Linked DNA regions of Mus musculus: regions 1, 2 and 4 are each linked to region 3. Evidence: chromatin loops called from intact Hi-C (ENCODE). Cell type or tissue: left cerebral cortex. All regions are shown on one strand. Each heading gives the region's core, and the rest is flanking DNA. Links, peaks and the distances in the headings are about the cores only. Region 1 overlaps 6530411M01Rik (RIKEN cDNA 6530411M01 gene). Region 2 overlaps Qk (quaking). Region 3 has its middle 43 kb from the start of 1700010I14Rik. Region 4 holds the start of 6530411M01Rik (RIKEN cDNA 6530411M01 gene).

Region 1 (7,911 bases), core at 979-5,978, 120 kb after region 3:
GGCCAATTGGAGCTAGGAGCAGCTCAGATGAAACATAGTAAGCAATAACTTGGGTTAATGATAGGAAGTTAGGTAGGAAAGAAGCAGGCATGGAGGGTAGGCAGCTGCCCAGCTATTGTGATGCCTAAGAAATATTTGAAAACGTAGGGGCTATGTGTGCCTTTCATTGGGGAACATAAATTGTCAAAGGCAGGTAGAGACCCTGCACAGGGATTTTGTAAATGTTTAGTACAGCTGGGATCCCAGCTTTGTTTCTCAGTCACTGGTGATAAGCACTCAGAGACACAGACCTTAACCTCTGTCTACCTTCGTGTTCTTCTTGTACAGGCTTGCCTTTTGTTCTGTGCAGATGGACTCAGAACTATTGATTTTATCTATCTATCTATCTATCTATCTATCTATCTATCTATCTATCTATTGTAGAAGTGGCACACATTCGAAGGTTAGAGGTCTCTTCTTCTACCATGTGTGTCCCAAGTTCAAACTCAGGTTGTCCATCTTGCTAGCCCCACTGTCTTGGAACTCCACAGTAAACACAGAATAAATAGATGCCCAGACATAGAAATACCATAGAGAACTAGACTTTCATCTGTTTATTTTCTCTGGGATATCCACCCCTCTGTATATTGTTGCTTCCAAGGATGAGGGAGCTCTTGAGAACTTTAGGTGCACGCTATCCGGTAGGATGCGGGCTAATAGTCTCCAGGAAGATGGGGCCAGTTTTCATCGAAACCAGAGCCTTAGGTGTCATTTGCACACTTGTCACAAGACGTGTCTTTCTGAAAATATGTTGACCAAACCTTTCCCATTGTTAATCATCATTAACTTCAAGCTGCTTTGCTGCTGGTGAGGTGGCGCTTCATTTTTAGAAGGTCCAGATGCTTGGGGAACATCTGCGTTTGCCTCAGTAGCTCGTCTGCGTGAACCAAGCCTGGATCTGTTGACAACACCAATATAAATAGCCAGCCTCAGAACATCAGAATAGCCACAGAATATCGGAATAGGCAGCATCGTGATGAAAACAGACTTTCCCCCCAGATTTTCATTTTCTTGTCACCCCATTCACGTTTAGGTCTGCGAGGTTAAATGAGCTTTGAGTTGTTTTGTTACCTTAGACTTCCCCCAGGAGATTTCCCCGGGCTATGTGAGCCCTGGTTGGGAAGTATTTCTCTGTCCCAAATGATCAGGACTCAGCCAAATTTACTGTTTCTTATCCATTTATTATTTCTAAGATGGGCCCTTCAGTTTTTCACTTAGACCAGTGGTTCTTAACTGTCCTAATGTGTGACCCTCTAATATAGTTCCTCAGGTTGTGGTGATCCCCAACCATAGAACTCTTTCTTTTTGTTTGTTTGTTTGTTTTTTTGTTTTTTGTTTTTGTTTTGTTTTCAATGGGAAAATACCTTTTTTATTTACCTCTAAAACATAAGAGACACAGTAGGATACTTTGTGTTTAAAAACAGCTTCACCCATATAGGGGTTTCTATATAGAGCATAGTGTAAATGCAATTTGTGCTCTGTGTAGCCCTGGATGCCCTGATCATAAAGGCCTATGCTTAAGGGCATCTATTTTCCTCTTATTGTAAAGAACAAAGAACAGTCATATAAGTACCTTGTATGTTTACAAAGGACACGGTAAAGAAGATACTTCAGATCTTTCAGTTGGAATTTACTAAAGAGGGGACATAACTCGGAGGGGCAGGCCATCTAAGAATGGAAATTCCTCAGTGAATGCCTCATTACTTCCCCAAGCACCATCACATGACAGGTTATCCAGAAACACTTCAGACTTTGTAAAATATATCAAACCCCACAGTAACAACTAATAATATTAATTCAAAACATATACATGCTAAAATAGTGCATTAGAAATACATTAACACATAACATTGATATACCTTTTGATGACCTAGTTTTCATAGTTAGAATCCTATAAAAGACCATTGGGTTGTAGAGTGGAGAATTACATTCACCTTATTAAAGTTATTATACACCAAGACAGGTGATATACTGTTTAGATCTCAGCGCTTCAGGAGAATTCAAGTATCCAGATCTACAAAGCAAGATTCAGTTCAGCAAACAGACACCAAGTGAGATCCTGTCTCAAAAACAAGGGCCAAAAAACAAACGAACAAACAAACAAACAAACAAAAAAAAACGAAAACCAATATTACAAATTATTTCATTAACAAATATATGTCTCAACTATTTCTGTTTCCTAGGGCCCAAAGCTAATTCAATAATTTCATTGCTACTTCATAACTGTAATTTTAAGACTGTTATGAATTGTAATGTAAATATATTTTTTTTTCTGTCTTAGGCAATTCCTGTAAAAGGGTCATTTGGCATGCCCCTCCCTCAAGGGGTCAGACCCCACAGGCTTAGAAAAACTGTTTCAAATACTTGTATGAGTTTTGAAGACCAAGGGGTTGTGAGAATATTCCCAAATTTAAAGTATATACTTCAGAGTTTCCCCCTGATCCTGTACACCAGTGCTTATGCCTGTGATGAGCTTTTGGTTTTGTTTGCTCGCTTGTCTTTAGATAGATGTATTTTATGTGCACCATACATCAGTGTGTCCTGGTGTCTGTCTGATGGTCCATAGGTGGTGATGCATGTACCTGGAAATTATTAGAATTGAAAACTGTACAAATATTCCCATAAGCCCAACATTAAATATTAATTTATATTTTTACCCAAATGTTGTTTTTCAGATGCAATAGAGTCTCTAATTATAATAATATTATTTGAGAACATAAAGGGAACCGAAAGTCTCCTCTTTTATTCATTGGGTAATTGCTGGAAAAGCATTTACAAGATACCCAGTTATCTTTCATAGACCATCATGCCTCCCTCACCTTTGATGATATTAAAATCTGCTATGGACTGGGGCTCTGTGTTTGGTTCCAGTGTTTGATGGCATTTGTTGATGCTGGTGTGGATGTTTTCTATAGAATGGATGAGCAGACATCATTGGTCAGAGTTTCTTGAGGTCAAGGTCAAACTCAGAGATTGGGAAGCCCACTAGGAGACAGGGAGGTGGGTGGGTGTTTTCTTCTGGGGATGCACATGGATTTTTGTGTGTGTGTGTATGTGCATGTTTCTATCAGATGTTAGGGGTATATTCTACATTACAACAGACATTGGCTTTTCATTACAGAGGGGATCTGTCTTCTAAACTTTGAAGATTTTTTTTTTAAAGATATGATGTGATAATAACACATGGTATTAGTATTGTGGTTTTAGGTATTAATTGTGATCTTTGTAGGAATTTAAAATTACAATGAATTTTTTCAGTTACATTTTAGTTGAGGTTATTTTTCTTTTAAATAGAACCTGAAACCAGTTCAGTTTCCCTTAATCCAGATTCACCTGTGTCACATTTAACAGCATTTTTTTTTAATCTCAGCATAAAATTAGGCCGTCTGTTACTAGTAATTGAATGTCTCATTTCTTTCTATGCTGAGACCCTCATTGTCTTTGAGGAGTTAATAGATGAATGTTAGTGGAATTTCCAGATAACAAACTTAACTTCTTTTTTCTTTTTGCTAATGATGTCAGTCCTTGCTTGGTTCCCCGTAAAATGATATTCTCCTACCAGGAGATAGAGAAATAAATGGTTCCTAGTTAAGATCACTTGTTCTTCCAGAGATCCCAGGTTTGAATCCCAGAACCCATTGGCATTTCACACTGTGGAACTGATGCCCTCTTCTGGCCTCTGAAGGCACTGCATGAATATGGTGCACATAAAATACATCTATCTAAAGACAAGCAAGCAAGCAAAACAAAACAAAAAAGCCCATACACACAGCATAAAATTAAAATCAAAGATATTTTAAGGACTAGAATTTTGCACCCAAGCCAGTTTTGAATGTACATACCTGTACAATCTTACTTTCTATGTGATAAGCTATCTAGTCAAGGTTAGATTTATTGTCTTCGACTTTAAGGTGGGAATGATACCTCTGTTTTAGGTATTTTCATGAGGAATAATTGAAATAAAGTGTGTAAAACACCCAATTGGATCTAAGGCTTGACACACAAATGTGTATGTTCTTTTATTCTGATAAAATAAGTTAGACTGTGGAGAAAATCAAATGATTCAGTTGGCAATCTAATTCATTGAAAGAGTATCAGTATTGTCATAAGGCTTGAAAGTATTATCTTTAATAGTTTTTCTTTGAAGAACATACTAGAATTATCTCTGGAATTTCCGAGCCTACTGTAGACACAACCCAGGCCTCTACCATAAGCAGGCACGTACCTACTGCTTCAGAGCTCCTGTCTTGTGCATTCTGCATGGGAGCACTGTTCCCTGTGGGTTCTCTGGGAACCCGCCATGTGACATTGAGCATCTCTGGTGGGTGCCTTTAGTATTCTCCCCAAATCCATTTGATGTGATAGTGACAATGGACAAAGGTCAGCCCAGGTGCTTGGCATTCCTGCTGCATCAACGCATTATGCTGGGTCCTTGTTCACAGTGAAAACTCACCTGTGGAAATAGGTTCCCGTGACAGTAAACTTCACAAACCGCTAGCTGGGCTGTGACATACTAGAGAAACCATGTAACAGACAAAAAACTAGTGACTGAGCACGCTGAGAGATAAGAGTCTGCACACCCAACACATAACTTATGTGCTTGAGCCAGTGACAGAATTTTCTTGTTATTAAGTGCTAATTAATTTGTCCACTGGTTTATAGACCTGCTGGATGTTCCCTCCTCATGCATATTTGATGACTTTGGCTAAGTAATTAAAGTTTCCTGAATAGCTTGTGTTTCTGCTCTGCATGTGGCTTATCTCTTTGGGGGATTCTGTCACTAAAAATGCAAACTGCACTCAGAGAAGTCCTCTGGCCCTCCAGCTGGCTTCCTCCTCCCAGCCTAGGGAGCAGGGAAGCTCGTCTGCTAAGGGTGAGCTCAAGTGAGTTCCAACTGCCTCCTGAATGTGTCCTCCATAAAACTTGCCTGGAAACCATTCCTGAGTACAAGCCTCACAGAGCCCAGGCAGCGATGTGAAATTTAAGAGTGTTCCTGTTACCTGGGTTCTCGAGATGTTAAGCAAAGGACATTCGTGCTGATTTTTATTAATCTCATGTTCTTGTATTTGAATAAGCTAATGTCCTTCAAGCGACTATGTTCTGCTCTTGGTCAGTTCCTGCTCCTGGAAACCAAACCTGAGGATTGAGCACAAGGCGGGCCTCACTGTCATCTCAGGGCAGCAGCTACTGCTTTGTGCTGACACCTCACTTTGCCTTTCTACATAGGAGCCGCTGGCTCCCATCATTCCTCTGGCCATACTGTCATTTCCTCTTTTGTCTGTGGAATTTTGTGCAAGCCAGTCAGCAAGCGGGTTAACAGCATCATGGCTAACCTGACCCTCTAGCCCTGGTCCTTATGTAACAATGTTGCCAACAACATTCTCTAGAGCACGATCCCTTGTTTCTTAAACAGGTTTCAGTGTTGGTATGTCTTATTACTCGTTGTATTTTAAACCCAACTAATTTTCTCCTGAAGGGGTCCCCCCCCCCCTTTTGTAAAACACTGACAAAGTTACCATCAATGCACTATTACCCTGTGTAATGCCAGGGACCCACTAAAATACATACAAGAATCACACACTTGGGGAAGAGCTGGCAGAATGTCATGCTATCACTGTTTCAGATTTGAAGTTGAAGTTAAGACTGTGTTTGCTTTTCACTCTTTAGAGGCTTCATCGATTAGCATGCTCCTGAAAGCCGGGTTAAGAGGTTGCTGGTGGCTGCTTTTTCATATACATCTGCTGGGAAACATTTCCTTTGAAGAGAGAGTGTTTGGAACCCTTTAAGCTGTTGCCTTTTGTTGCTTTTAGGTCACATATGTAACTTACATGATAATGACAAAGACAAATCTAACAGGACAGAGAGTGACCATAGATTTCTCCAAAAACAGTCGATGAAAGATGCTCAATATGTTAAATCATTTGGATAGAAATAAAAGCTAAAATGGCTGGCGAATCACTTCATACCCCTGAGTATGAAAAAAACAAGAAAGCAAAACAACACAAACCAAAAAAACCTCATCACTGTTAGAATGGAGAATCTGGAACACCGGATGTCCCTGACTGGATTTTAGGAAGTAAAGTCCCTATCAAAGCAACCAGAGAATTCTTTTCATTAATAAACATACTTAGTATACAACCCAGAATCCTATTCCCCACAGGAATTTACCAAAAAGAGACTTGAGAATGCATTTGTGCACAAAACAATCTGAACAGGAATGAACGCTAGCATTGCACACAAGAATTGAAACTAGAACCATTTTGGATATTTATTCACTGAGTAGGGCATACACAAAATTTACTAAATCTGTAAATGGAATATTTCTCAGCCATAAGAATGAAATATAGGCGTATGCCATGACAGGGCTAGGACTCAGAGCCTGTGTATATGGAACACGTGAGAAAATAGCAAATATTGTAAGGTTCCGTGTCTGTGGTCAGGATAAAAATGTGCTGGATACCGAATGGGGATTAGAGACCAGTGCTGGGGGAGGACTGCTGGCTGAGAGAATGCTAATGGGTGAAGACCTTAACTGTAGACAATAATGTTGCAAATAGAGTTATTAAGCTGCCACATCCTCCCCCACTGTATACTTTAATAAGTAAATTTTATGGTGTGTGAATTATACCATAATAAAACTGTTATTCTAAAAAGTGAAATTAGAATTCTATCACCAGCATGCAGAAGTGCTCACGGTCCCCTTCTCCTGGATCGAACTGTTTCTTGGATGATACACTGTATTCCCTGGTTCTTGATATCCACTGAGCACAGAAGAGGCTGTAGCTCATGGAAGAGTGTACCTATCTATCAGCAGTCGTTAGCCACCACCAAACATTGTTATGTGTGCCCGTGGCTCTGAGCACTGTAATTTCAGCCAGCTACGGCTCAGAGAGTTAAATCCCACAAAAGGAATAACCAGGCCCATGACTAAGGGCTGCTCTGCTTCACAGAACTGAGCCTATCCCTCTCCGCTGCTATTTTAGTTATGTTTAGTTGACATGACTTCCACCCACAAGCTTCAATATGAATTGAAGCTTGGCCCTTGACAGGTTCAGAATGGCCAAGGAACCATTTGTGGGAGTGAGGATCCATGTCTGTCCTTCTTGAAGATGAAGGGTAAGCGTCTCTAGTGTAGCTTGCCAGATGTTGCAGGCAGAATGGTGTTGTCCTGAGCACCTTGGAGCTCAGGAACACAACACAGCTCCCAGTTGAATTTCAGATGCAGCTTGCTCTGCAAGCAGAGTAGACTGTTCATCTGGTCTACCAGCAGAAAAATGTGTATATAATAAGGGCTGGGGAAAATAATTCAGGGTGTGCAGATGAAGCTTGTCTTGCAATCATGAAGACCTGAGACCAGATTCCCTGCATCCAGATGAAAAGCCAGGCTTTGTGGTATGTGTTTATTATAATCCTAGCCCTGGGAACAGGAAGGTGAGTGGCTCCCTGGGGCTCACTGGCCAGCCAGCCTGTAAAAGACCATGTCGAAAGCAAAATGGTAAAAGGCTTCTAAGAACAACACTGATTTCTGTTCCGTCTCCACGTGCAGATGCCTGCATGCACCCTCATGCAACCCCCCCCCCCATGTGAGCATGCACACATGCGTGCGTGTGTATGTAAAACCAGACCCATAATCATAACAAGGTCGTAAACAGAGAAAGGACAATTTGAGAATTCAAAGTCTCTTAGAATTTCGTTTAGAAACTACATTTCAGAAGCCAGTCCCTTGCCAGCCAGGCTTGGACCATTTTGTTTAATCATGAAGACCAGATGTCCTTTCAGCACTGGAAGACCTTTGGCTAGATGCCAAGGGGGACTGTAGCATTTGAAGGAATATTCATGGGTCCTGGGGGGTGTGTGCAGCATGAGGGTTAG
Region 2 (7,911 bases), core at 1,478-6,477, 1.3 Mb after region 3:
TTTACTAGTGTAAGTTCACTATAGCTGTCTTCAAACGCACCAGAAGAGGGTATCAGATCTCATTATGGGTGGTTGTAAGCCACCATGTGGTTGCTGGGATTTGAACTCAGTACCTTTGGAAGAGCAGTCAGTGCTCTTACCCACTGAACCATCTCACCAGCCCCCCCCCAAAGTATTTCTCTTGGTTATTAACATTTAAGAATTTTTGTTTGTACAGTCAGTATACAAATATTGCTAATGGAGACAACCAAAAGAGAATCTCAATTTATGACATGATGAAACACATCTGTGATCAAAGCCCTAGAGAAGTGGTTCCAGGAAGTTCAAGACCAGCCTGGGCTAGTGTAGAACATATTCAAAAACCCAAATTGGGAGGAGGAGGGAAGAGGAGGAGGAGGAAGAAACAACCAACCAACCAACCAGCCCAGGACACACTGAGGGTCCTCTTTATTACCAGCATTCTCTCCAGCACTGTCTTGTTCTTTCTCCCCTCTTCAGGGTCCAAGCCATCTATACAAATCACAAAGTAACTCATAATTCAATACTCAAAGTTGATTTTGAGACACAACTTTAGCTATCACGTAACAAAATAAGCTTACTATTACATATCCTATGGCATTCAGCTAACTCATACCTGAAAACCAAATTTTATATAGATGAAAATGAAGTAAAAAATAAAATAGCACCACACCCCTCCTTACCACAACATAATATACAATTTTCCTATAACCGAAAAACTAACCTAGGATTTTAAAATTCATATCTTATTTTATCTTCCCTAATTATTTTCCTATCCAACGCACTTCACTTTCTATTTACTCATCCAACCCAGTACTGGAAATTGAACCTCGGACCTTGAATGTGCAAGGCAAGTAGTCTATCAATGAAGATAGTACCACCAAAACAGTCCCTCAGCCCTCACACTGCCTTTCTAAGATTAAGAAAAACTTCATCTTAGCCCACAAAGTACAGACAATACAAAACAGCAACACAAATGGTTGTAAATAGTAGACAGCTGGCAACTGCAAACAACGACTCTTTTGTCTTTGGTTAATGGTGGTTTAAGGATAATGAGTCTGTGCACTGTATACTTAATTTTGTTCTTATTTGGAAGAAATGTTTAAAAAAAAGACTTGAGAAATATGTAAAGTAACAAAATAAAGTTTAAAATAATTGAGACTTCACATCTGAAGATAGCACAAATTAATAGTTATAACAAAAATTTCTTAGAGATCAGGCTTAAAGGTACTTTTACTTGCTAACAATATAACTTAGATATTTTCTACAAAAGAGCCAACTTAGCTACCATTCCTGAAACCAGCAATGTCTAGACCATGGTACTCAACCTGTTTATTGCAACCCCTTTGAGTATTGGATGACCCTTTCAAGGGTTCATATATCCTGCGTGTCAGATATTTATGATTCCAAACAGTAAAATTACAGTGATAAAGTATCAATGAAAATTGTATGGCTGGGGTCACCACACATGAGAAACTGTATTAAAGAGTGGCAGCATTAAAAAGTTTGAGAGCTGGTTCAGACCATTAAATCTCTTCATGTTTTCAGCAATGAAGTGTGTGTGTGTGTATGTGTGTGTGTGTGTGGGTGTGTGAAGCTGTGACTGAGTTCCAAGATTCTTTCCAATTCCAAAACTTTGGAATTGTAGTATTTCTATGAAAAAGGCTAACTCTTGTTTGTTTGCAGAGCAGAAGATTAAATCCAAAGCCTTAAATATGCCAGGTCACCCCACACTCTACCAGGTCCTTTATAGTGTACACAGTGACTTTAGGGCCAATTATGAAACTCTTGTCTCCCTCACACTCCCAATCTAAGATATGCCAGTACCCAAAAGATACAAAAACCTGAAAGGGAGAAACAGCAGTATCAAGTACAGCAGCCTGTCTCATTAAGGGATTTCACTGTAACTGAATGCTTATACAACTAAAGAAAACCTAGGTTAAAAGCAGAAACACTGTGGTAGATCAAAGTTGCAAACAACTAAGAGCCCTGAAAGGAACATCTTTAAATAGCTCTCTTGTCTCCTGTTTGGAGCATAAACTTCAGGTATTAAAAGTGTAATCCAAAATGTCCTTGTACAAGGACACTGTTTCTAGGTCTAGTGCATATTCCTATACCATTTAAATTCTGTCCTTTGAGAACAGGTCTGAGTTCATCTCTTCTTCAGAACCACTGGTGAACCTCCCAATCTAAAGTAGTCTTTCTAGTACCAGGCTTTAGTCTCTGTTTAGGTTATCAATAACTATGGAATAATTCTAAAGTTCTGGTATATTCCCCCATAATACCCCATACATACTTTTAGTTATGTCATTAAAAATTAGCAGTGAAATAGGGTACTCTGAAATTCAAAACACTACAGAATAATAATCACTTTCTATTAAATTCACCAAAAAACACTCACTTTACATTAAATACATTGCAAACCTATGAGTTTGAAATTCATTGACCCAGTCATAAAAGTTTTCTGGGACTTACTATCAGACATTAGAAATCATTTATCACACACGGACACACACACACAGAGACACACACACACAGAGACACACACACACACACACACACAGGTATCCTAAAAGCAAAATGGCATGTCAAAAAAATCAAAACCACTACCACAAAAAAAAAAGTCAGTAACTAATACACTTCAACAACATCAAATGACAACAAAAAACTGGAAGCTAGAAGACACAAAAAAGATATTTAGCTCATAAATGTGTGTGTGTGTGTGTGTGTTAAAGAAACACAAAGGGCTAGTATTTTAGTGAGCGTTCAATTCTGTTATATCCATTAATATCCATTAATAATAAAGCGTAGAAGGAAGCTAAGGAAAACTCAGTACCTGTTAATTATACGTGGTTTTCACTGATACATCTAAAACTTTTCCTAAGGAGTATTTGTTATTAAAACACATCTGTCTAGTTCTTTCAACAACTTCTTAATTAGTAAGAGAAAAGAATTCAAGCTTCTCAAAAGTTTACACACTAAGAAACAATGTTCAAAATATGCACACCAGACTCCTCATTCTTTGTCTTTGTTGTTGTTGTTTTGAGACAGATTTTCTCTACTTAGGTCCTGGCTGTCCAGGAACTCACCCTGTAAAACCGGGTAGAGCATGGGGAGTTTGGAAGGGATAGGAGAGGGGGATGTCTTGAATTCACAAAGATCCTCCTGCCTCTGCCTACCTTCTGAATGCTGGGATTAATGCATGTGCCACGATAAAAGCTGAGCTTTCTCACCTACTCTCCTGCTCTCTTCTGAAGGGAAATACAGTTCTGCTCCTAACTGAAAAACGACTGCATTCAATTCTCTATAAGCATTGTAGAAAATCAACAAGTATAATACAAGTTGGTATAGTTGTACCAAAGTTCCTATGTCAGTTTCTTCCTTCCTGGATCTCCATAAAAAATCCAACGAAGAAAAGACACATCCTTTCATTATACTGAGAGTTTAATTTCAAGTGACTGAGAAATAGTATTTCACAACTGGAAGAAAACTAATACAATAACCAAGAAAAATGTGATAATATTAAAAAGGCACACATTTCCCAAACAGTAATGAACAGCATTTTTTTTCAACAATTGTTAAGGCACATTTTAAAACAAATTATATAACACTGCCAAAATAAACTAATAAGAAATCCTGTAATGCTATAAACTCTAGCAATAAAGTGAGATAAGATATGGTTTAACTGCTGATAACTTTTTATCGCTGTAATAAACTATGATCCTCAGAAGAACTTTCTCCTCATATAACATAATAGCTACGACTCACCTTTTTTCTAATATTACTATACAGCAATCACTGACCCAAGATTCAGGACAGTATGGATTATGAGCAAATGCATGCTTAGTATGTAACATATTACATCACCCCAAATAACTGTTCAATACTAATATAAAAACAGAAGACATTACAGGAAAAATTATAATCTATCTGCTAGTTACATTAAATAGTCAACCTATAGTCTCTTAAAGACTAAATCTTTAAAGATACAACCTTAGGCATACTTACCATCATAAGGGCAATTAACTACAACTCATCCTATTCCTGAGCAACCCCCCTTCCCTTATAATATAAAGGATAAAATGTTCTTTTCTGACAAAGTCACTTCCCAACACATTTTAGTCACTAAATGCTCTTGTGTGTACTGACATCCCCATCTGCTGGAACATAAGTTCCTTACTGTTAAAGATTCTTAACGACAAAAAGGTTGCAGTAAAGATTTTCCAAATACAGCTTCAAAGCTTCATTTCTACCAAGGAGGTTTGTCTACGTGTAAATAACTTTCACAGGCACTAGTCTGTTCCTTTCCTTCAGGATAAGATCTAAAGCATTGGTCTAAAGAGGAAACTTTCTCCTTTTAAAATACAATGTGGATCATATTTCCATCATACACACAGATACACACAGACACACACAGATATACACACACAGACACACACACACACACTTCTCATTTTAAAAGATTTGTTCTCCTAATCTCTGCTGGGTTTAAGGTAAAAGCTACTTAAAAAGGTACAATAAAAGAGCTTACACAGTAAATATTAATATCAAAAAGTAGATAGATTTAGTACTAAAGGAAAACACTGCACATAAAATCAAAACACACTAGAAATGAGAATCACTACACATAAATTTATAATGTGTAAAAATGAGAAAGACCATTTAAATATATTTAGAAGTTTGCAGATTATTTTGATTTTGAGAATATCTCCTTTATACTATAGAAAGAATCAAGTAAGTAATAATATCACCATCAAGAATGATATTTGGGGGCTGTAGTAATGCTCAGTGGTTAAGAGTACTGGCTGCTCTTCCAGGGGACACAGATGTGATTCCTATCACTCATATGGTGACTCAAAACTGTAACTCTATTCCAAGAAGTCTAACACACTCTTCTAGCCTTCATGGGCATCAGGTACACGCGCAGACATACATGCAAGCAAGATAAACATAAAATATAACTTTAAAAATATTACTTTGGGGCTGGAGAGATGGCTCAGCGGTTAAGAGCACCGACTGCTCTTCCAGAGGTCCTGAGTTCAATTCCCAGCAACGACATGGTGGCTCACAACCATCTGTAATGGGATCTGATGCCCTCTTCTGGTTTGTCTGACAGCTATAGTGTACTCATATAAATAAAATAAATAAATCTTTTTTAAAAAATTACTTTGGTGTAGAAAAAGAATGATAAAATTGTGATAAAACTAAACTAAAAGTGCAGACACAAACTGATTAAAATAAATAGTACCTACCAGCACCCACAGGAAATAGACTGAAAAATGATCTCACATCAACAATAATGAATACTTTGTACCTATATATAGTCTGTAACACCATTCAAAATGGAAAAGAACTTTAGTGAAAACGCTAGTTTTACATATGGAGCAGAAAACACACATAGTTGAGGAATATACTGTCCCAAAAAGCAAGAAACATTCCAATAGACAAAGGAGCCAATCTGATTATCCCTGACCACAACTTATCTATGAAATCCACGCACTTAATAATGATGAGTATAAAAGGTCGCCATTTGAGTGGCTAACAACTCTGGCTACATAATGAGAAATCTACATAGCTTTCCCAATAGGATTTTATTTCAAATAATACCTACTCTGTTGTTCAAAGTTTAACTTTTCAAACTACCAAGATATTGGATGGAAGTATTAGAATGAGAAAAGCATCATGGTAGATGTTCTCATGAAATGAATTCAGGCAGATTAGCAGCTGTTAACCAAGCATAAAGGGTTCATACGCAAACCTAAGGCTGATTTAGGTTCTGATCAAAACATAAATAAAACCTTCGTTTTACAGAAGGGAACCACCCAGACTCATGCCTCTGTATTCTAATCTAGTTAACAATCTGAGTCTCACTAACAGTGAAACTGACTACTGTCTCTACTGACACAATAAAACTTAAAAGAACACACCACCACCTCTGATATAATCCAAACATGCTATACTTCAATCTGCCTTGCCTTTTAAATCTAACTTCCTAAACCTGGTGAGATGGCAGCACTCATATAATTCCTACATTTGAGAGCAGGAGGATCATTACAAATTTGAGGCCACTCAACACTAAACACACAGTAAGTTCAAAGATAGTCTGATATACAAAGCCAAGACCCAGTCTTAAGCATACAAAACAAATACAAAATTATAAATAAGTATATAAATATAATTTCCAGCATACTAAGGATACAAAGAATAAGGAAGCCGGGTGTGGTGGCACAGGCCTTTAATCTCAGCTCTTGGGAGGCAGAGACAGGCGGATTTTTGAGTTCAAGGCCAGCCTGGTCTACAAAGTGAGTTCCAGGACAGCCAGGGCTACACAGAGAAACCCTGTCTGGGAAAAAAACAAAACAAAAAACAAACAAACAAAAAAAGAATAAGGAACAATTTCCCAACAAAGAAGTTCAAGTTGAGGCATTGGGGGGGGGGGGGGTGTTCGAGACAGGGTTGAGACACTACACCCAGCTGAGGCTTTTTTTTTTTTTTTTTTTTTTTTTAGTTTAAAAATTTTTTTTTTTAATTTTTATGTAATAAAAAGTAAAAGTCCTTGAGGCATCTGTCAGTCTCTCACACAGGACACTAAAGTTAATGGAGAAGAACAGGGAGCCCAAGTCTGAGATTATAAATATGAGAAAATAAAAGATCTTCTGTCCCTGGGGTGGGGAGGTAGATGAGAGGATGGGAGAACAAGACTGGGTGAGACCCAGCTGGGACAGAGCAGGAACCTCCCCCACCCCTGCTGGACCCCAGCCTGGCCCTCTTGAAGGACCCTTCCCATTCAAGGTGCTTGGCAAGAATTCCCCAACTCCCCCAGCTGGTCCCAGCTGCTGGAGGGAAGAGACATAGATCACTTCCCTCCACTCAAGGTCGTCTCAGGTCCTGGTCAGGACAACCTTCAGTTCCCCAGGGAGTGGAAGGGGAGCTGCTGGGAGGGATGAGATTGAACTGGTTGGAGGGGAAAGCAAGAAAACAGGAGCATTAGAACCGGAGCAGCTGTCCCTGTCAATGCATCCACGGGGTGAGGGGTGTGGGAAGGAGCAGCCTCCTAGAGGAGTCTCAGGGGGCTGTCAGAAGCACAGGTCAATTACTGTTTCCCAGTAGGCCAGAGCCTTACTCAGGGGCCCAGCTCAGCCCCGCCCCACCCCCAGGTTGAGGCATTTTTTTTTAAAGATGTTTTCAAATTTTAAAAGTTTTTAAAATTATAACAAGGTTCAACTATTTGATTTGGACACTGCAGGAATAAAGAACACTCCAGATGCAACTACAGAAATCTGAGTTGTGACTCTTGTTAATGTGGTGTCACTAACAAAATATATTAATTTTGAAAGATACAAACTTTAAAGATGAAATATCAATGTATCTCTATTGTATTTTAACCAATACTGAAAATACAGCTAAGCAGAAGTAACACAGATCAGCTATAGCAATGCTCAGAAAATCTTCACTATGTTTGCTAACAAAGATTTGATTTAACACAAGACATCATTTTGAAAAACATCTCACCAAGCCAAGCTAGTTAAATTCTAAGAGTCAACAAAAGCAAGAATTTCTTCATTCTTTTCAACTTTCATCCAAAAAAATCAAAAAGTACAATTTTTGTTAGGCAGTGGTGGTGCAATGCACGCCTTTACTCCCAACACTCCAGAGACAAATACAAATGGATCTCTTGAGTTTCAGGACAGCCAGGCCTACACAGAGAAACCCTGTCTCCCCTCCCCCAACCCCACCCCATTAAAAAAAAAAAAAAAAAAAAAAAAAAAAACCACAACCCAAAACAACAATAAAATTCAATCCTCTCTTAAGTGACCAAAATTGGGCTGAAAACTATACACACATGCACATGCACATACAAACATGCACAGTCACACTTTTTGGTCATAATAA
Region 3 (7,911 bases), core at 1,755-6,754:
GCTTCACCTTGCCTCGTTTAGGAACAATTCATTTCTCTAGCTTGCCAGACAGTTTTGTGCCGTGATAATGAAACTATGTAACCACGCTGAACGAGCTTCTGCAACAGTGCTCGCAGCACCCCACACTTTAAGCAGCGTTTGTTGTTGTTATTGTTTTTAAGAAGAGAGAACTGACAGCTGATTGATGAGCAGTCAGAAAGCATATTGCAGAAATATGAATATTTATTGCTTGTTAGATTATTGGTACAATGGGGAAGTTTCAAAGTAGTAATGTTTACTTGTTTTTATATATGGTTAGGGAAATTATGTTTCAATAGAGTGGACTAGTAGAATACTACAAATGCATGCAATTCCATTTAATAGGTTTATATATCTGTAATTATTATTATGTATATAATGAGTATATATTATACTTAATATATTACATATATTATCATATACTTATAGATAGTATATATTATACTTAATATATGAAGTGTATACTTACATATAGTATATATTATACTTTATATATTATATAAGATATATATAATTATATATATATACTTATGTGTAACAAGTATATATACTTATTATATATACATATATGTGTTTCTACACATAAGTATATATATATATTACACTTATTAGTTCTTTTTGAGGTTTGTGTGCGGTTGGATAATTTTCATCCTTCTCCTTGGAAGAAGGATTTACTTCCAAGTTTCACCTCCTCTTCTCTATCCACCCAGCTGTGTGTCTTAAGAAAAAAGAATACAAAGCAACCTATTGTCCAATTGGTGCCTCCCATTTATTCTGGGATGTATGCCCTTCCACAGAAGCCTGGTTGCCTTACCAGGGACTACACCCTCAGAGAACTGTACCTCCCTCTTCTCGCACCTATTAGTTGCTAGTAGTTCCTTGGCTGGGATGGGTGCCTTGTACCCAATTCCCATCTCTGTGCTTTCAGGCTTAGGCTTGCACAGGCCTGAGTATGCTACCAGAACTGCCATGGGTTTGTATGTGTGGCAGCCCTGCTGTGTCCAGAGGACAGTGTTTTCCTTGGAGTGACCCAGCAGTCTGGGTCTTACATTCTTTCCATCCCCCCTTTACCAGTGATCTCTGAGCCTGGGAGGAGCAGTGTGGCGTGGATCTACTATTATACTCAGGGCTGAGCACAGCTCTTCTCCACACCTTGTCCAGTTGTGGGTCCCTGTATTTATCATTGTCTACTAGAGAAAGAGACTTCTCTGATGAGGACTGAGAGATGCACTCATCTATGGCTCCAGTGATAAGTCATAAGGACTTGGTTCAGTACCATGCCCATTTAGCAGAATAATAGCCCTGGGTTCTCCCATGAGGAATTTGTATGATCAGTGTAGCCATTGGTGGTTGGCTTGATAATGGTGCCAGGTAACAGTTTCAGCATGTGGGCTGAGGCATAAATCCAATCAGAAAGTGATTGGTTCCTCCCAGGACACTATCTTTTGCAGTTGTATCAGTGGGCACATCAGGCTAGTCATTGTGACAGTTCTCAGGGTTCGCAGGGAGGCAGGACTGATGGCTGCTTGAGTCATAGCACGTAGCCAAAGAAAGCTGGGGCACTGGTCTGAAAACTTCATACCTTGTGGCTAGCTTCACAGTGCTGGAAGGCACTACTCATGCTACTGGAGGAGAAAAGTCATCTGTAATGATTTTTAATATAGAAATTACACCTATCCTTTCTTTCTAGCTCACACATATCCATACACATATGCAGATGGTATATGTGTATAGCCATATACTGACCTATCTTCCTTTGCTTATCCTCCTTAATTCTGATCCAATTAGTTTTGAAAACTCTGAAATGAGTATGAATAATAAGACCCAACCAATTACATGTTGTAGAATTGACACCATGCTGAGATAAAACATAAATATTGGCACAGGAGGACCAACCAACCAACCAACCAAACAAACAAACAAACCCTGTGTTAAAACTCTCTAACTTCTAGGTGATTATACTTTAAATACTTTGTAAAAAGTTTTTAAAAGTAAAGGTGATAGAGGAGTTAATTATTTTATCAAATGATTTGAAGGAAGTATTTGTTAATTTTAGACCAATGTTCCTAAGAAAATGTTTCTCAGAGGAAAACATATCTTTGGTAAACAAATAGATGTATGAAAAGTTTCTTTCCACAGATGCATTTGGGCATAAAACTAAAGATTAATTTTGGTTAATGTTTTACCAAAAGGCATCTTCTTATGAGCAATTGATTGTAAAGTGCATGGTTTATGCTCTACAAGGAAATAATGGAGATTGGTGAGAAAGCTCTCATGTTGGTCTTCCTGTGCACAATAACGGCAAGTCAGGATTGGGAAGCTGGACCTGCTCCTTATGAGGGACTATGGTTTCTCACTGAGGGCAGATCAATGGAACCACACGGTACAAGCACATCCAACAATAGCCGGCACTGTGAGGAATGCAGGTGAATGATCACAGAAAGGCACCTCCTGGCAAAGTCCATCAAAGAGTGGGTTGCACGGTGCTGAAGAGCACACAAAGGGTCCAGGATGCCAAGCTCTGTAACCCAGGAGTCATGAGACTGAATCACCACCCGACGCTACAGAAGGGGTGGTGAGCCTCTGCAGTATCTTCCATGTGTGCCTCTCATGTGATCCAGAAATGTATCCACAATGTCTACCTGGTGTTCTTAGTTTTTACTCAAGAAAGTGAAAGCGTATACATCTGAAGACTTGCTCACAAGGACTTGTGGCAGCTTCATTGGCTGTAGTTTAAAATCTGGGCTGAGACAACATCCCCACACTGCAATCTTTGGTCCCTATCTGATGGGCAGATGATGGGACCTTTAAGATGTGGGCCCCATGGAAGGAAATGAGTTCACTGGGGACATGTCCTTGAAGAGAACTTTCCACCATTGATGTTATTCCTCAACACAGGCAACAAGGATAGAGTCAACCACTATTTCCCAAAAGCCAGGCGTGTAACTACAAACACAAACAACCCTTGTTTCTGTTTTTTTTTTTTTTTTTTTTTTTTTTTTTTTTTTAAGTTTCTCTGGTGTTCCTTTACTTGGCAGAAAGTGGACTCACTCAACTTGAGCATCAATTCTGGAACAATCTCAGTTTGTAACACTCTCATCTGTGTGGTGTTAGGTCTGTAGCGGCTGTTCATGTGAGTAGTATGCATTGAAGCTGTTCTCTGAAGGATCAGATTATAAGCTGCCCTTTGCCAGAAGGGGGCAACATACCAGAGAGACCAGTGAGACCTCTAACAGCCCTAAGCATCTCAGACACCTGCTTCTAACACCTTGCTTTCACAGAAGAGCTCGCTGGTGTCCTGAAGCCTCGGAGCTGACGGGAAATCAGTCATTCTGGGCAGCATCCTTAAGCTTTGATCTTTCCAGCAGCAATGTGAATTTTACATATTTTTTTTCCCCCCACCGGCATACTTTGTTAGGTTTTTTTTTTTTTTTTTTTTTTATCACAAAAGACTAAGGCTTAGCCTTTGATAAATTCTCATTTGCAGAGATAAAGTAAAAGGGGGAAAAAGCATTGGGACCTTATAGGAAATGGCAATTTCACCCCAACACCCCCCCCCACCACACACACTCATGCAGTGATAATTTCGAAGTTTAGAAGGGTAACACACACACACACACACACACACACACACACACACATATACACACACACACACACACACACACACACACACACACACACACACACACACACACACACACACACACACACACACACACACACACACACACACACACACACACACACACACACACACACACACACACACACACACACACACACACACACACACACACACACACACACACACACACACACACACACACACACACACACACACACACACACACACACACACACACACACACACACACACACACACACACACACACACACACACACACACACACACACACACACACACACACACACACACACACACACACACACACACACACACACACACACACACACACACACACACACACAGACACACACACACACACACACACACACACACACACACACACACACACACACACACACACACACACACACACATACACACACACGCACACACACACACCTACCCCTTCAAGCATGAAAAAAGCATTTGAATTAAGCCAGGCACACAAAGCAAGAGAATTGTGGAGAGAAGCTCTCTGACAGGCAAGCCTGCTCTTTATTCTCTTGAGCTAATTCTGCCACACGACACACTGGCATCCAGAAAAGTAAGATTCTGACAGGCTAATTTCAGCTTGTGCTTCCAATGAAATGTACATAAGGCACTTGTTACGTCTAGTGACAGTCAGTGTCATTTTCTGTTTAAAAGCAATCCATTTGTGTGGATGCCTAGGAGAGCAGGTGCCCGTTGAGGGAGTAGGAAGGGCGTTTGGGGTCTAGTGAAGGTTTGCACGGCCGCTTGGCTGAGGCAAGGGAAGTGAGGCTCGGCCCGGATCATCAGGCTGGATTATCAGGCTGCTTGGGTTCAAGGACAGAGTCATCAAGTCAAGCTGGTGTCTGTCCATGACTTCCCCCGTCAGCGGTAAGATCTTAGGACCTATAGAACAGACGATCAGGTGGTGATATCGTTTGCTTATCAGTCCAGCTTGCTGCAGCTGCGAAGTAGAAAAGCTAAAAACAAAGTCTCTGAGGACAGACACATCAGAATACGGAAACAGAACACCAAAAAAACAAAACGGAGGCAGGCTAAAGGAGGACACGTGTGACCAGTAGGTGGCGCCATTATACCGCACAGAACCCGGCTTTCTGGCAGAGCTCTACTGGGGAGATTAGAGCCATATACAATTTCCTGTTGGCATTGAAGGTGAAGTCAAGGGTTGATATAAAGAGCTCCATGAGGCTCTGAAAATGCCGCATGCCGGCAGCAACCCAGGCTCACCCTTAAAAGAACTTCAGGAGTGAGGGCGCCAAGGAGGATACTGAGTCATAGCCCCATCGAAATAGTGTCTGATGTCACTGGCGAAAATAGACCCGGAGATCTCTTCTGTTTATCCCGCTGTAAAGAGGTGACATTCATCGGGTGACTAGAGAGTTCATTTAATTATAAAAGACAGAGCCATAATAGAGAAGCAGGATACGACTCCCTTGTCTAAAAGGTGTGGTGGATATTTGGAACCATGTATTTCCTAACCTGTGGTTTACAGCGTCTTTTAAAATTTGCTTTCCAAAGGAAACAGCATTTGGAACAGCAAAGATTGCTCAGGTCAAGACAGTGTGTAATTACAGTGCCAGATGGAGACTATTTCTGCCAACCACGATTCTAATTTCGTCTTTCCCTTTACCCAGTACTAAATTGAGTCTACTTAATAGAGACGCGTACTGCCAAAGCCACCCACAGCCCGTGTCCCATTCTGATTTCCACCTATCTTGTAAGATTTCAGACAAGCTTGAGGTTTAGATTGAACAAAGACAAGCTGAGCTACCATAGGGCTGGCTAATCTACAAAGAGGATCTGGGGGTGGGGTGGGTGCTTAAACAGTACATAGAGTGGGCAGGCACAGTCCTCTGACCAGAAAAGCCTCAGGCAAGGACAGTCTGGCACCCCCCTGTTGTGGATTTAAACTACCATTTCTTTGCACTGACTCTCAACTATCTCAGCAGGGATTTTGCTCAGCAATCTTTGCAGAGCCTGTTTCTTCCCTACATACTGAGTATGAGCAGTGGGTAGGGTTTTATTTCATCCTCCTTCCCCAAAATCACTGTGGTTTCAGGGAACTAGAACAGAACATGGGCCTCAGTGTGGGGCAGCTGTAGAGCAGTGATCTGACCATGGAAGCTAGCTTCGCCACAGGGGTGTACTTTTTGTTTGTAGGGACTAGAAAGTATGGGAATAGGTATGAAAGGAATAGGGCTGGACAGAAGGGAGGAATGGGAGAAATGAGGGGGAGAGGGGTGGAGAAAAGAATAGAGGGGAGGAGAGGATGGGAGGGGAGAAAAGAGGAGGGGAGGAGAAAAGGAGAGGGGGAGGGCAGAGGAGAAGAGGGGAAAAGAGGATAGGGGAAGGAAGAGAAGAAGGGAAGATGAGCGAGGAGGGGGAGGAGAGGAGAGGGGAGGGAAGAGGAGGGAAGGAAAATGGAAAGGGGAGAGGGAGAAAGGAGAGGAGAGGGGAGGGGAAAAGGGAGGGGAATGTAGAGGAGGGGAGTGGGGAGGGAAGAGGAGAAGAGGGGAAAAGAGGATAGGGGAAAGAAGAGAAGAAGGGAAGATGAGCGAGGAGGGGGAGGGGGAAAGGAGAAGAAAAGGGAAGGGAAAAAGGGAGGGGAATGTAGAGGAGGGGAGTGGGGAGGGAAGAGGAGAAGGAAAGTCAGAAGAGGAGGGGAAGGGGAAGAGAAGGGAAGGGAGGAGAGGGGAGGGAAGCCCCATAGAACTTGATCAATGATAAGGATGTACAGCCGAAGCTTCGGAGTGTACATCTGGAAGATCCACTCTGTTGTGTTCAGCTTGTTTTCTTTCTTATCAGAGAGAGCTGCTATTACCTACATCAGGGTCCTATTTACGCAATCATGGCAATTTTCCAAAAGGGATTTAATGATTACACAATTTCATAAACCCAAGAGCTGAGTTCTCTCTTATCCGAGTCCTGAAGCCACCCCTAGCTCTTTCTGCAATCTCTCTATTCACTCACCCTTTGAATGACACCGCCTCCTGTGGTCATGCTTTTACCAACTTCAATAACTGTTTCCCATAGGCATGTCTCAGTGGATGTAGGGGCATCCACTGGGACAGGGGCAATATTTCAGCAACCACACCCCGGAAAATACCTACCAGCAGCTGTGGATGCCCTGTAGCTTCTTAACTGGATGCAGGGCCTTGGTAGCTCTGTCCTTGTCCATGGTGCAATACTGACCAGTTTGACCTTGTGCAATTCCTGTGAAGACTACTACAGCTATGGTGAGTTCATGGGTACCCATCCTTGTCATCCTCGGTAGACATCCATCAACTCACGGCATCCTTCCCATCCTCTGGTCCTTATGACCTTTCTGCCCTTTCCTCTGAGATGTTCCCCAAGCCTGGCAAGATGGAGGTATGATATAGACAACCCATTTGGAGATGAACACTTTATAATGGCTTATTTTCTGCAACTATGATTAGCTTTGGTTCTCTGTATTAACCTCTGCCCATTATAAAACGAAGCTGCTCTGTTTATAGGTGACAGCTGCATTATGGGAAATAAAGATACATGTTTAGAAGACAGTTGGATAGTGTATCAATTTAGCAAAATGATAGTTACAGGCTACCCTACAGTGTCTGGGTCTATGCCCTTGCTTGCCATTGGATCTTCAGCAGGTTTATAGTATCGGGCATGATTTTCTTCCTATTGAGTAGACCTTAAATGTCGTCAGACAGTTGTTAGTTCACCCACATGATGTTCGTGCCACGACTGCCTCCAGGGGCATATCTTGCCAGGTCTATTGCTATTGCAGCTTACAGGGTTCACAAGTGGCAATACTGCTGTTCACTTTCTTCCCCCACAGCCTGTATACATAGCCCCTTCTAATACCATGAAAGCGATTCATCAGGGAGAAAGCTTTCCAGACAGTCTCAGCTTGATTTTGTCAACTCCTGTGGCCAGCCCTTGGCATTTCCATCCATAGAACCTGAATTTCAAATTCTGGTGGTCAGCCAGGAGCAATGGAAACAGCCTGGGTTGGTTTGGGAGTCTCTGGGACTCCCTGGCTAGCAACTTGAAGGGAGATAACCATAGCTCACACTCAACTTTTGTTTTACAACCTATGGCTTCTGGCGAGACCACTGTCCCCTAACCATGGGAGTTAATTCCATTTAAACTACTCAAAAATACAGGTATAGGAAAATTCATAAAAAAGCAGGTTCTAAAATGTCTCCAGTGTAGTTAATTGCTCTTCCCAT
Region 4 (7,911 bases), core at 1,115-6,114, 140 kb after region 3:
AGTGACCAGATGTCAACTCACTCCACTAATTGATGACAGCCCAAGTAATGACACCACCAATGTCCATTTTTGCAACTGATGAGTTATTAGGGTTACTTACAGGAATATGGGTGTGGGGGGGATTATACAAGGTCTTGTATGACCCAATGACAGACAGCTCTATCAGAAATCCCATCCAAGCATGGTGATGACTCAGCAAAGCTTAAACCCTCCATCTCTTAACAGGATATGATGAGCTGCCACACAGGCCCGAACCTCATTGGCAGTCTTTACTGCTTATGAAACCTGGGAGGGAAAGGGGGCCTTGTGACTCTGCAAAGCTTCAGAGACTTCCTGAGTGCTAAGCAGCCTCCGCTTAGAGCATTCCTAGTCGGAACGAGCTTCTCTCCTGGATGGAATGTTTCATCCCGGAGGTCACTGAGACTCAACAGACTCAGACAATTGTCTTCTCGCCATCCCTCTGTTGTGGATGCTGTCATGTGATTAGAACATGCCTCCTAGCTCACTGTGTAGCTAGGAGTCTCATGGTCTTTACAACCTGCTTGCAACTTGAGATGACCATCATGAAAGGTAGATCTGGAAATATTACTGTCCTATTTTGAGTGGCAGGCCTAAAATCATGAATCATATATGTATACACACACACACACACACACACACACACGTATATATATCTTTTATAAGCAAGGGTATATTTACATGTTAAGATTCACAGATACTTCATATATGTATGTATTAATTCTATTTTATATAGGTATTACTTATATATTTATTTTGTATATCAACATTTTTAGGAGGAAAGTGAATTATAAGAGATGTAGATCAATATAAGTTTTATATATGTTAAGCTGAACATAAAGTCTGTAGTCTCGCTCCTTTTCTTTTCTTTTCTTCTTCTCTTTTTTTATTGACTAAGTTATTTATTCACTTTATATCCTGATCACCGCTTTCCTCCCTCCTTTCCTCTTAGTCCCTTTCTCTCCCCTCCTCTCCCCCACCATCCCTTCTCCCTTTCTCTCCAGAAAATGGGAGGCCTTCCATGGACATCAAACAGCCTCAGTCTATCAAGAGGGTTTGCAGTAAGTCTAGGCGCACCCTCTTCCATTGAGGCAGCCCAGTCAGAGGAAAGGCATCCAAAGACAGGCAATGTATTCAGAGATAGACCCTGCTCCTGCATTAGGAGTTCCAACATGAAGACCCAGCTACACAATAGTTACATACATGTAGGGAGCCTAAGTCCACCCCATACATACTCTCTGGTTGGCAGTTTAGTCTCCACGAGCCCCAGTGGGCCCAGGTGAGTTCACTCTGTAGGTTTTCTTGTTCAACCTGACATTTCTATTAGTGATTCTCAGAGGTGGCCTAATTTGATGGCTGAACACAGTTTGGATCCAAACACATCCTGGAGCAAAGTTGTAACTAAAAGTGCAAGCTGAACAGCCTGAGCCTCCATCCCTCCTTTTCCTGGCAGTGACAAGGTCTGTGATGTGTGCCAGGCACCATGGAATGAGTAAGACACCGGCAGAGCTTGGTGTTAACACTGTCTGCTATGACCTACCACTTTTATGTTTGTTTCTTTATTGTTCTTTGAGTTCTATCATATTTGACTTCACTTTCAAAACATTAGTGAACCCAGCAGAGCACACACTTCCCAGAGCCTCTGAGTTTTGCTCTGTTTTCTAGGATTTCTTGATCCACAGTCATCACAGCGGGGCTCCATTCCTGTTTCTTCCCATCATGGAGAACAGGGAGAGCTTATTTTTCTCTATAAATTATTTTTTTTTCTAAATCAAATCTACAAAGATTAAAAGATGTAATGAACATTAATAGCGGTTCAGCGCGTCAGTGTTTTATAGTCTGGGGACGGTCAAATTATTTGTTTATCTTTTGCTGCTGTGTTGTTTGGTTTTCAAACATGGTCTCAAATCTTAAAACAGACTAACCTGAAAGTTACTGGTCATCCAGGCTGACCTTTAACTGTGAGGCATTCACTTCTCTTAACTGGGTGAGTCCTGGAATTACCACGAGGCTTGTATCACCATGCTTACTCCATTCATTTTGTGAAAGCATTTTGATTATACATATACAACACACTCACACATACAGAACACACACATCTATATACATATATACACACATGTAAGTATGTGTATATATATTCATATACACATACACATATTAACCATTATGGTATTAATACAGGTGCTATCATTTCTACTGCTGAGAACGGAGCCCAGAAAAATATGAATATAGACCAATATTAAAATATAGATAAACTTATTATCCTTATATCTAAATATTATCTACACATACACATTCACACATGCACACTACTCCATAAGAAATGGCAGCCATTTAAAGGTAATATGTGAGATGCTTTATGAAAAAATATAGACACAGCCCATGCATCAACATTCCTCATACATGTATATGTACATAATCAAGGAGTTTACGTGAAAAATGCAAAATACAGAAAATACTGCTCTGGGTGGGTTTCATCTAGAATCCTTTTGCGTTCACACATTTCTCTAATTTCACATCGTATGATTCTGATAACAAAACAAAGGATAGACTCATTTCAGAAGCACCATTTTAGAAAAAGGTCATCTGCTCTGATAATTCTGTTCAGAAATGAACGGGGTCGGGGGTTTGGGGGTGTGGCCCACATGACACATTTCTAGGGCTCTTTTGTGCTTGATTTTGTCCCTCTGAGACAGCACAGTGGGCAGAGGAGCCCAAAGGGAACAGGCACAGCACACTCAGAGTTCCCCTCCCCCACTTTGCTCTCTGAAACTCTGCAGCCAACCTTATTGAATTCCTCGTAGCGATCCTGCCCAGTGCCCCGCTGTGGCCCAGCTGCTTTCCGGCACCCTCTCTGATAACAGAGAGAGGGCGCCCCACACCTGCTTCTGAGACTGGCTCCTTAGGGATGTTACTGTTGCCTCCTGGATCCTGTGCATGCTTGAGAAGGATCCCCGGAACGAGACATTATTATTTTCTCTTTTCTTCGCGGAAAAGAGGCTAAAAATAGGCACAGAAGCACCTTACAGCCTCCAGGCTAGTGGCTGGAAAGTCACCGTTCAGAGGTTAACGCGCCAGCATTAAGACAAAGTAAAGTAGCGAGCGCTCGCGATGTCACGGACTTGCAGAGTAAATAGGGGAGACAGGCTGCTCTGACGTGCTGAATTTATGAACTTTACTGTTCTGCTCCACCCAGAGCGCTCCCCTGCACTCATGGGATGCTGTTGCTGCATTTGCAAGCCACTGTCTCTTTCACCTCTGAGGCGCTGCATTTGCAAGCCACTGTCTTTCACCTCTGAGGCCTGGGAACCACAGCTCCCCTGGGGTCGCTCCTTGCATGGCTTCCGGAGCCTCCAGGGATCTTCAGGTCTCTCCAGGAACAATGCTGTGAGCCCGAAACTGCATTGTCTCAGCCGGATGTTTTGAGGAGGATCCAGGGCACGTTTGCCAGCTTCTAAACAGCATAGCACAACAGCCCCGCTTCTGTGAGTCTCTGCTTTGTGAATCTGCTTTCTGGACTTGTCCTTGCTCAGCACCCAAATTAGCTTAACAAGCTACGGAAATCTCAGCTCGACCTGGAGGCAGCAGTGGCAAGACAGAAACAGAGCTCCGAATCAATTGGCCAGAGGCGTGGGGGGTGGGGGAAGACAAAAGAAACATTGTGTCAAATTTATTTTCTGTACTCTTGGGATTGCAAGGAGAGCCTGAAAATGCTCACAGCGAGAGTGACTAGGGCCGGCTTGGATTTTTAGCTAAAATAAACCATATTCATGTCAAACTGCAAAGGGCACATTGGTTTACCGCGCGAGGGCAAAGAAGACAAACGGCGAAGTAGCGGCATCAAATAATGATCTGAAATTTACCACGGGTTCGCTCGGTACATCCTTCCCTAACTCGTGTATATTTCATTTAAATGTATCCATCAGTTTAAATAGGGCACTAGGTCCGTCCCGCCCTCCACCTGTGCTCTCAATGTTTCTCTGCGTGTCTGCCAGTTTGTGGGATGCCTGCAGCTAAGATGAATCAGAATACAAAGAGAGGGCTGACAGGTTCGTGTATGCCCAAGGTGAGCTGTGACCTAAAATGAGACTAGTTCTAAGGAAAGATGGATCACATGTGTCATGCATGCTGGACCAGCAGATGGCAGCAGAGCTCTGGGCTCCCACCACAGTGAAACTCCGTTCCCTCATCAGAGTGGTCCTATGTGCCCTCTGTGTCACTGACCCCAGAACAACATCTTTGATTTATAATCATACATGACTAGCATCTATCCCTTTTACTACAAATCTATGACATTAATTCAGAGGTCACCATTCTCTGAATGGGACATCCTGCTTACATAAAAAAGAAAAATAAAGTTTAAAGGCGTGGGGGAAATCACAGAACAAAATAGGGGGTATGTGTGTTTCCCCCGTCTTTGAGCTTCTTAGTCTATATTACCCCACAACCAAAACACAATATGTTGGTTGAAAGTGTTTTTTTTGCAACTAGTTCCTAGCATGAGGAAGCATAAGCCTTTAATTTCATCATCTGGGAAACAGAGACAGGAAGATGTCTGTGAGCTCAAGGCCAGCCTGGTTTGCATAATGAGTTCTGGGTCAGCCAGGTACAAAATGAGACCCTGTCTAACAACAAACAAACAAACAAACAACTCTTGCTTGGTTGACCATTCACAATCTCCCCATATTTAATAAAAATTTACCCCCAGAACTATTTTGAAATACCCTCTAACATAATATGATTAGAGATAGTGCCCAGAGCCAAATTTCACTTTGTCCTTAAAACCGCAGTCAGAGATTCTCCAGGTCTTCCCAGCTGTATTTTAATGGTTTAATGATTTTTCAAAGTAGAGGAGTTTGGGAAATTATAGGATTTAACAAATTGATGGCAGTTGGCCTTGTACAGGTTTAATTAAATTAGGGTTTAATTGACGAGATGGAAAGGGGTGGTGGGATTTTTCTCATCAGCATTCCGGGAGCATCAATGAAGATCTGCCTTGCCAGAAAGAGTGTCATAACCTCCCGAGACACTAGATGGTGCTGCAGAGTCACTATGGAATTTCTATTACCGGTTTTTAAGACTCTTTGATCCTACGTTATTATTTTTTTTCCTGCTTTCTGAAGAGCTTGCATCAGAAAACACACCAAAAAAGAGCAGATATTTTTAAAAACGCAGTATTGTCAATGGAATCGTGGAAATTGACGCCCGAGAAAGACGAGATAGGCATGCTTCTGCGTGTTTAAATTTAGATTCCATATTTAGATTAATCTTCAACCAAGTATAACAGTCTAAAGAGTCCTGGAAATACTTAATGGCCTTTTGCTGTGGCATTAATGAATTGCATGAAATTGAAATAAGATTTGCTTGGACGCTACCATCCGGTGGAAGAAGGCGCAGTTTGTCCTAAATAGATGTTGAACGCATTTCACCAGTGTGGTCTGCTGTGGAATATGCTGGGTGTGTGTGCCTCGTCATCCCCCTTTAATGGACAAACAGATCCTAGTGCAAAGCAAGGGGTTTAAAGCCAGATGCACAGCTCTGCGCCAATGCACACATGGACCAGGTTTCCTCTGTCATTCACTCCCTTGACTTGACATATAGACTATTTTAAAAGTGTGCCTATGCCTGGCTGTAACCGAGTAGTTGAGACAGCCCTCCCTACGCCTGTATTAAGCAATGAAGTGGGAGGCAATAGATGAGGAATGTGATTGAGACTGGCTGACTTTTTATAGGAAATTTCCTGTGTCTATTTACAGAGACATTATCAGTGAGAAAGAGGTTCTTCCCAATAAATTACAAGCTGTGGGCCCTGAGGAAAGGGGCTTCCTGTTTTAACACTATTCAGTGCACCCTGAGTGACAGCCATCTAGACTGACTTAGGCAAGGCACAGTGAGCATGGGTGGTATCTAACAAGGGCTGCTTAAACTCTTCTTCCAGCCTCCTGATTTCATTGCTCTCAGCTCACCTCCCCATCAGCCTCCAAGTCTCCCTTTCCATTCAGGGAGCATCACGGGCTTGCTTTCTTTCCAAGGTTCATATACATTTGCACACAATATACATAGCACCACTGTCTGCAGCTCCCGCTGGGGAAACATTGCATCACGCAGTCTGACTCTAACCCACACACAATTCCTCGTCAAAAGACGTGGTTTCCAGATTACCAATGAAAACATCAAGATTCCAAGAGTGTAAGCAACCTGTCCATGGTATCGAAGACACAAATAACAAGATAAATAAAATCCTCACCCCATCTGATTCTTAATCTTGTGCTGCTAACAGCTGTCAGAGGCCTCATTATAGCGCTTGAAAATCAACTCTACCAAAGAGCATGATAGCAAAAGTTTAGCAAGCCAAAACACCTTGCCTGGATCCAGCTTCCCCCTTCTGTCTATTATGCTTGCTCTGTGTGGCTGATCTACAAGTGCTTTTTGGGGTGGGGTAGGGTGGGGTGGGGGGAGCTTCAAGCCTAGAGAAGAAACCTTTTAGTATGACTTAGAATGTCAGTGATATGTTTGCGTACCAAGAAAGCCCTGAACACGTGTTTTGTTCACCTAGAAGTTTCCTATACATCGTTATGGTTATTTTTCTAAGATGTGTGTGTGTGTGTGTGTGTGTGTGTGTGTGTGTGTGTGTGTGTGCGTGCGTGCGCGCACGCATGTATGTGCGAGCGTGTGTGTATGTTCCGGAGAATATACAACAGGTTCTGTTCCTGACCCTGCAGGCATGGAACGCTGAATCTGACCAGATCAAGGCCAATGGCCCAGGAATCCATGATGGTAGCACCTGGGATCAGCTGCCATCCAGTAGTAGAACTAGGATCTATCCTATACACTCTGACTTAGACTTTACTTATGCCCAGTCCTGGATTGACCCTGATACCACCAGGCTAAAAGGTCTTGGTAGTTCTTAGGTCAGCACCCATCTGCTAGCCTAAAGGAAAGTTTCTGAGATACAGAATACATCCCACTCGGGGCTGAGCAAGTGCCTATAGCCTGCACTTTAGGTCTGCACAGTATCAGTCCAGAGTTGTCCTCAAACACCATCTAGCTTGTGTGAACTCAAGCTCAACACCTGATTGGTGTTGGTATAAACCTTGCAGCCTCACAGTCCTGCAGATTCATGTTGTTGTAAGACTTGGGTCAAGGCTGTCCTAATAAACTCAAGAGCTGATCAGACCCTTATGTTTCTGGCTCTAAGACCAAAGACCCAGATTCTAGGCTTCCCCTTATATGGTCTAGGACAACCAAAAAGGCCTTGGTGACAGACCAGATTATATGGGCCAAGAAATTCAGGCTTCATGGACGCTCCAGAGTCCCTGCTTTCAGTTCAACCCCGATTCCAGCACAGCTGCCTTGAACGCAGATGCTGGGTCCTCTTCATGAATCTAAATTCCAGAGAGATCCAGAGATTACCAAAATTGGGATCCAATCCAGTACAAGGCCAAAAGTACAAATACAGGTTGCAGACTAGACCTGGACACAAGTTTCAGTGGTCTTCACAGACCCTACCTCCAGGCTAACTCACATTGAACCAATAAACAGCAGTTTCTCAGAGGATCCTGTCTCCGGGTCTGACCCATTCCCCAGACACCCCACCCAAAGTCCTAGCATCAGATGCCTTCTCAGCCATGCCAGATGGTCTCCCTGGAATCTGTGGATGGGAAGACTGGTGAAGACTGTTCCCAAAGAAATCCCTTTGTCAAAGACTGGAACAAATCTCCACTCCTCCAAATACACAGACAGCATTGTCAGGAAACAATAAACTTGAGAAACAAGGACATGTAACAACAGAGATCTCCTATTTCTAAGAAAATGATGAGACTTCCAAACAACTTAAAATAACTCTCTGAAGAGCCCTGGGGAGTTTGAAACAAATAGACAAATCAACAA

What was found. A loop is a pair of places that touch in the nucleus more often than their neighbours do. Peaks named below come from ENCODE experiments on the same cell type or tissue, not always from the same donor. Only the 100,000 strongest peaks of a DNase experiment are listed, where the experiment ranks them.
Region 1: a loop joins it to region 3, with 4 times the contacts of the local background. A loop is called at or near these places in 25 of 42 quality-filtered maps.
Region 2: a loop joins it to region 3, with 16 times the contacts of the local background. A loop is called at or near these places in 6 of 42 quality-filtered maps.
Region 4: it touches region 3 in a loop (11-fold over the local background); 18 of 42 quality-filtered maps call a loop at or near these places.

The regions. Positions count from the first base shown.
Region 1 is chr17:9,147,140-9,155,050 of GRCm38, forward strand. 6530411M01Rik (RIKEN cDNA 6530411M01 gene) reads right to left here. Exons shown (of 3, transcript NR_027881.1): 2 at 1,974-2,098; 3 at 580-937. Among named protein-coding and RNA genes, the nearest start is that of Gm52287, 9.2 kb to the right of the region's middle. In left cerebral cortex, for the core only: a CTCF peak has its summit at 3,718 (motif pointing left); no DNase peak of the experiment used is centred there.
Region 2 is chr17:10,302,451-10,310,361 of GRCm38, forward strand. The region is part of intron 1 of Qk (quaking); the gene reads right to left. Among named protein-coding and RNA genes, the nearest start is that of Qk, 13 kb to the right of the region's middle. In left cerebral cortex, for the core only: CTCF peaks have their summits at 4,188 and 5,196; a DNase peak (open chromatin) is centred at 4,188; H3K4me3 peaks cover 817 bases.
Region 3 is chr17:9,027,157-9,035,067 of GRCm38, forward strand. No RefSeq gene overlaps it. Among named protein-coding and RNA genes, the nearest start is that of 1700010I14Rik, 43 kb to the left of the region's middle. In left cerebral cortex, for the core only: CTCF peaks have their summits at 3,209 (motif pointing right) and 4,750 (motif pointing right); DNase peaks (open chromatin) are centred at 3,189, 4,258, 4,800 and 5,347; H3K4me3 peaks cover 978 bases; H3K27ac peaks cover 1,219 bases.
Region 4 is chr17:9,164,481-9,172,391 of GRCm38, forward strand. It overlaps 6530411M01Rik (RIKEN cDNA 6530411M01 gene), which reads right to left and starts at 3,542. Exons shown (of 3, transcript NR_027881.1): 1 at 2,807-3,542. Gm52287 (a long non-coding RNA gene) reads left to right here. Exons shown (of 2, transcript XR_003952250.1): 2 at 226-5,395. In left cerebral cortex, for the core only: CTCF peaks have their summits at 2,885, 4,161 (motif pointing right) and 5,054 (motif pointing right); DNase peaks (open chromatin) are centred at 2,897, 3,175, 3,463, 4,134 and 3 more places; H3K4me3 peaks cover 2,123 bases; H3K27ac peaks cover 2,649 bases.